Linked DNA regions of Mus musculus: region 2 is linked to region 1. A link is a loop called in an ENCODE intact Hi-C map of the cell type or tissue named here. Cell type or tissue: left cerebral cortex. All regions are shown on one strand. Each heading gives the region's core, and the rest is flanking DNA. Links, peaks and the distances in the headings are about the cores only. Region 1 holds the start of Letmd1 (LETM1 domain containing 1). Region 2 has its middle 17 kb from the start of Tmprss12.

The links. Hi-C counts contacts between places; a loop is a spot of excess contacts. Peaks named below come from ENCODE experiments on the same cell type or tissue, not always from the same donor. Only the 100,000 strongest peaks of a DNase experiment are listed, where the experiment ranks them.
Region 2: a loop joins it to region 1, with 2.2 times the contacts of the local background. A loop is called at or near these places in 16 of 42 quality-filtered maps.

What each region holds. Positions count from the first base shown.
Region 1 is chr15:100,467,425-100,470,334 of GRCm38, forward strand. It overlaps Letmd1 (LETM1 domain containing 1), which reads left to right and starts at 1,587. Exons shown (of 9, transcript NM_134093.3): 1 at 1,587-1,821; 2 at 2,261-2,412. The coding sequence starts at 1,700. 5330439K02Rik (a long non-coding RNA gene) reads right to left here and starts at 943. Exons shown (of 3, transcript XR_001781773.2): 1 at 877-943. In left cerebral cortex, for the core only: CTCF peaks have their summits at 1,340 (motif pointing right) and 1,542; a DNase peak (open chromatin) is centred at 1,626; H3K4me3 peaks cover 2,313 bases; H3K27ac peaks cover 1,243 bases.
Region 2 is chr15:100,262,231-100,265,140 of GRCm38, forward strand. No RefSeq gene overlaps it. Among named protein-coding and RNA genes, the nearest start is that of Tmprss12, 17 kb to the right of the region's middle. In left cerebral cortex, for the core only: a CTCF peak has its summit at 1,173 (motif pointing right); a DNase peak (open chromatin) is centred at 1,230.

The DNA of each region.
Region 1 (2,910 bases), core at 242-2,741:
GAAGACAACCTGAGATGTCTGTCCTGTCTGCCACTTTGGGAAAGGGTCTTTTCTCAGTCTCTTTTCCCTGCAGGGCGTTCCAGACAAGCTGGCCTCCGAGATTCTGGACATTTTCCTATTTCTACCTCTCACCTTCCCCACTGCAGTGCTGGGATTATAAATGTACGCACTGTGGGCTGGACAGAGAGAGACAGACAGAGACTGAGCTTGTGTGCACACACACTCGTTACCTGTATGTCAGTGGAAGGGGAATGGAAGAAGAAATACTCAGCAGCTATGTGAGGAAATGAATCCGTAGAATCCGTATCACATTTTTTCTTTTTGTAGTTTGTGTACATGTTTGCGCATGCCTGGTGTTGGATATGCACATATCTTTTTTTTTTTTTTTTGGACAGGGTCCCCTCTAACCCTGTAACTTGCTAACTTGGCTAGACTGGCTGGCTAGCAAGTGCCAGGGCTCCTCCTGCCTGGGTCTCAGCTCTAAAGAAGCTCCGGGTTCCCCTGCACAGAGGCCAGGACGTGGGTGTGTTGGGGGTGGGGTGGGGAGGCGGTCATAGGCACAGACCACCGTGCCCAGCTTTTGGCGTTAGAGTCAGGGATTGAACTCAGGTCCTTAAGCTTACTCAGCACTTTACCCAGGACGACCTCCCCCCCCCCGCCCCCCCCCCCACACCCTGGACTACACAAAATGCCCTCCCTTTAGTTTGTTCTCCCAGGCAGTGCCTTTCCATTTCTGTTAGAAAACCGTCTGTGACTGCGCTCGTGTCTCCTGGGAGTTCTATTAGCGAGCCGGAGACACCGTAGTTGAGGGACTTAGAAGCTACCTGAGAACCGAGAGAACCCATCTTTTGGTCATTTTCTATCCTACCTACCTACCTCCTCTTGCAGAGAACAGCTTTGCAACTGTTCAAACCACCAGCCCTCCAAACACGGAGATGTTCTACAGACGTGGGAGCTTTTGCAAACATGCAAACATTTCATCCTTCGATCTTCACAGAATTCTGCAACACAGGTACAACCCACATGAAGTTCACCGAAGTGACCTGTCCAAGGTCCCCCACACTAAACCTGACTGCAGACGCATGGCTTCAGCGTGCTTCACGTCCGTTAAAATGCCTATGGACACAAGAGGGCCGTCGACTCTCGCGGACAGCTGGACGCCTAGAAACCCTTCCGAGTTTCAAGTAGTCATTTCTCCAAAAAATATCCACCGCGCACCTACTCCGTGACAAGGGCGCGTGAGGACCAGAAAGCGAGGGTTGGAAAGGGGTTCTACACCTGCCGCCAGATTGATGGAGGGCGGAGCCCTGCCGGCCGCCGCCACTAGAGGGCGCAGCGCCACCCCGCGCCGCCGCCATCGGGGCCACGACCCCGGGCTCCCACAGAGGTCAAGGGCAGCGCCCGCGGCCCCGAGCCCCCAGGGACCGACGAGGGCACTGGGTTCCTCAAGGAGACGCCGTCCTCGGCTCACGATAGCGACCTCAGGCTGGGCCGGCGCTCGCTCCCTCGGGGAGGCTCGCTTCCGGTCCTGCGCGCGGAAGCGTCGCCGCGTCCAATCCGGGTCCCCGCCCGGGCTCGCCCGGGGGGCGCGGGGCGGCTCGCAGCCGCCTGTCGGCGTGGAGGGGCGGCGCGTGCGTGCTGCGGGGCGCACTCTGACCCGGAGACGACCTCTCTCCGCGCTCCCTCCCCTGCTGTGAAGATGGCGCTGTCCAGGGTGTGCTGGGCTCGGGCTGCTCTGTGGGGTTCGACTGTCGCCCCTGGACCCTTTGTCACCCGGAGGCTGCAGCTGGGCCGCTCTGGCCCTGCGTGGCGAGCCCCTCGGTGAGGGCCCTGGAGAAAGAAGAGCATTTTTGATGTAGAAGCCCTTCCAGCGGCTCAGCCTCCGCCTCTCGGGATCCCCTGCCTTGGGCCCTGGGTTTTGCTTTTCCATGCAGGATTCCCACCGAACGCCCGTCCCTGTCCCTCTCCGTACTCCGTGTCCACCCGATTGTCCCCGCACATCCTGAGCTCATCTTTCAGCTTCCCCTTCCCATCTCTCCATGGCTTCAGCTTGCATTCTCCTGGCCCCGCAGGCTTTGCGCACGCTCCACGCTCACACCTTTCTGCATGATCTGCCCCTCTCATACCAACCCTAACCCTGAGCTTGGGTTTTCAGAAGAGTTCTGGCAATCGCTCTCAGAAACCGTATGTTTACCGAGGGGTCCTACGTACCGAATGGCTTCTACTCCTTCGCAGATAGTCTCTTTGGTCTTCGTTGTAGGTCTTCAAAGCTTCACCTTTCTCCGAAGGCGGACGTGAAGAACTTGATTTCTTACGTGGTGACCAAGACAAGAGCGATTAACGGATCGTACCATCGTTTCTTGGGGCGTCATTTCCCCCGCTTCTATGCCTTATACACAACCTTCATGAAAGGTAAACGCTAACATTGAGAAGCCCGAATCTGCTCTTCTGCGTTAGTCACAGTCAGTGAGATTGCAATGTGCCGGGTCCGCTGCTGCGCTGTGAGTTGGGATGTCTTCTCTTCCGTCAGGGTTTGAGCATGAATTCTTACAAATTGTCACTGCCACCTCTTAAATATCCAGATGGATGTTATGGTAGACAAATCCTGACATCACTCGAGAGAGAGCAGAAGATGTAAATATATTCTCATTTCCTTAGAAATTCCTTGTCCTGCTCAGTGCAGACCAGACCCAGGGATTGTTATCATAAGGAAACCAGATTAAATGCTTTGTTTTAAACTCCTTAACACCAGGGCGTCATGGTCGATTAACCCTGAGAGCTCCCCAGCCAGGTAGTAACTCGCTGCTTCGTGGGGCGTGTTTATCACGTGGCCAGCTTAGATAACTTGTAGTGGAAATAGAACTGTAGACACTTGGTTTCTGAATGCTTCCACTCAAAGTGGAGGTCCGC
Region 2 (2,910 bases), core at 114-2,613, 210 kb before region 1:
ACCCACTGTAGCGTGTGGTGCACACCTGGGATCTCAGTTGAGACCAAGAGCCTGAAACAGGAGGACCAAGAATTTAAGACCAGGCTGGGTGTGGCGACACACACTTTTTAATTGTATGTGCATTGGTGTTTCGCCTGTGCATCTGTCTGTCTGAGGATGTCAGAATCCTCTGGGACCAGAGTTACAGACAAGTTGTGAGCTGCCGTGTGGGTGCTGGAAGTTGATCTGGGTCCTCTGGAAGAGCAGCCAGTGCTCGTAACAGCTGAGCCATCTCTCTAGCAAGATGACTTACACCTTTAATGTCAGCACCCAGGAGGAAGAGCAAGGTAGATCTCTGAGTTCAAGGCCAGGCTGGTCTACAAAGCACATTCTAGGATAGCCAGGGCTACATAGAGAAGAAACCCTATCTGAAAAAGAGTTTGAGCCTGTTACTTGAGGCCACACATCTCAAATGAGTTTAACCATTCAGTAAACCATTAACCCCATGAATTGCATCTCCAGAGCTGAAGGAAAAGGCTGACTCCCAAAAGTTGTCCTCTGACCACAGCCATCTGGCATGCACCTGCATTCACACACATCCACAGACAGTATTAAATTTATTTTAAAAAACAGAGCAATCCTACCTTCACCCTGGTACATACCTTTAGTAAACTCCAGTGAGGCACTTCTTTTATAGCTCCATCAAGAAAATTCTTCATGGGGCTGGAGAGATGGCTCAGTGGTTAAGAACACTGACTGCTCTTCCAGAGGTCCTGAGTTCAGTTCCCAGCAGCCACATGGTGGCTCACAGCCATCTGTAGTGAGATCCAATGCCCTCTTACTTCTGTAAGTATAGCTACAGTGTACTCACATATAATAAAATCTTTTTTAAAAATTAAAAGGATTCCTCATGTTTGATAAAGGTGTGAATACAAATTCATGTAGATACAGAAAAACATGATACTCTCCCTGAAGCTACACAGTAAATAACAAAAGTGATGTTAAATTCTAGGTTGGGTCAAACCCAAAATGGGTGTTCTTGGTCATTCCAAATGTGTCTTCTCACCAATGGTTTGGAGCTAGAAAGGCTTTTGAGAAAAAAAAAAAAAGCAGAAAGGTTCTGGTCCTTGTCTGAAAATAGTTTAAAAACCTAGTAGGTAAGATTTTTAAAGGTTCTATTTAAGTGTGTCCACTAGGTGGCAACTCTCCTTTAAAATCACACTCTACAAACCTAAACACTAGTATGTAGAAGATAATACAGACCATGGGGTGGCTCAGCCGGTAAAGGCACTTGTGCCAGGCCTGACATCGCAAGTATGGTCACACAGTGGAAGGATGAAATGAACTCCCAGAAGTTCTCTGACTCTTACATGTGCATCGTGTCATGCATGTATGCACAAGAACATATGAAAATGTCATAAAGCAGGAAAAGTGTGTACTACCCAGGACAGGTGACACGAAGAGGAGAATGCATACAGGAGGCCCCACAGACCCTTTCTTAGGATTTCTTCCCCACAGGGAGGCAGCTACTTGAGTTTAGTGTGCCTATGCAATGTGTGTATGTTCACTACATATATTCATAGAGATGGTGTAATTCCAGTCCTGGGGCTAAGGCATGAGTCCCAGGCCAGCCTGGGCTCAACAGCAAGTTCATGTTTGAAAAACACACTTGTAGTCTCCCCTTCCCCAGCCTGAAACCTGCTTGAAAGACAAAAATCTTAGAGAGTGAAGAGTAACATCACAAAGCTGCTTTTGGGGAAGCTCAGGTACTTTATTCAGTTGCAAATTGTAAAGCTAAGGCTAGTCTCTGGCCTCCTGTCGGGGAACTGGCTCAGAGAGTAGCAGGAAAACAGCTTTCCTGGGAGCTTTAGTTTCCAGCTGAATAGTAAGCAAAAGAGGAATTTTAGTCCTCAAGGTGATACTTATAAGAAGAGTCAGAATCTGTGTTCATCTGACGAATTAATCTCTCTGGCAGCCACCGCGCTCTATCTTTATCTCGTGAAAAAACACAAACCGAGCCCCTTCCCCAGATTAGAACCGGATCTGGACCCTTCTATTCGCTAGTCAGTGGGTCCTTTCATTTTACCAATGCATAACAATTAGAAGTAACTAGATGCCAGTGGCGATCCACTGCAGACTGACCTTTAATATTGGTTGCAAAATATTTAGAACAAATAAGGTAAAGGCAAGATGAGCCTTTGGTGACCTTGGGGGATGTGCTCTGAATTAACTTTGCTAGGTAATTTAGAATATAGGAGTCTCTAACATTGGACTGAATATTAGACCAGTCTAAGATTGAGTTAGAATGACTGGTCACACTGAAGAAAAGAGAAAATCATTATGACTCTATTAAATGACTAATTTTACCAAGTCAGTATGCACAGTCTCTGATGAACTATTGCCATAAAGTTAAAAGGCTAGAAGCTAGTCTAAACTGGAAAAATGACAAGCAAGGATGGATCTAAAACATGAATTTAATTTAGTTTTTTAGTCATTACAATCAGGACACTGAGTCAACTTACCTGCCAGCTCGTCACACGAATTAATATGTTTCTGCAGCGTTCTGTGTAGAAAACCTGTTTTTCCCTTTCCTAATAAGATAGCTGTTTTAGGATCAATCTATAAGCCAAAAAGTAGATCCCTTTAAGATACTATAAAGCATTTATTAAATTCTTTGCCATTTAAATATTAAATTTTGAAAATAAAGGTAAGATTTAAATAGTGTGCATGGGAATGCACTAAATAGTATGTACGGGGATACAATTTTTCTCTAGCAGAGCACAAGCTGACCTGTGAGCCATGGCTTCTGCTGAACTTCTCTGACTGTGAAAGGAGTTCCTCAGACAGAGGTAATGCTGATGGCATAGCAAGCAGGCCTGCCTTGAGTTCTCCCTTCGATAGACTTGGGATCTGGAATTGCAAGAGGAAATA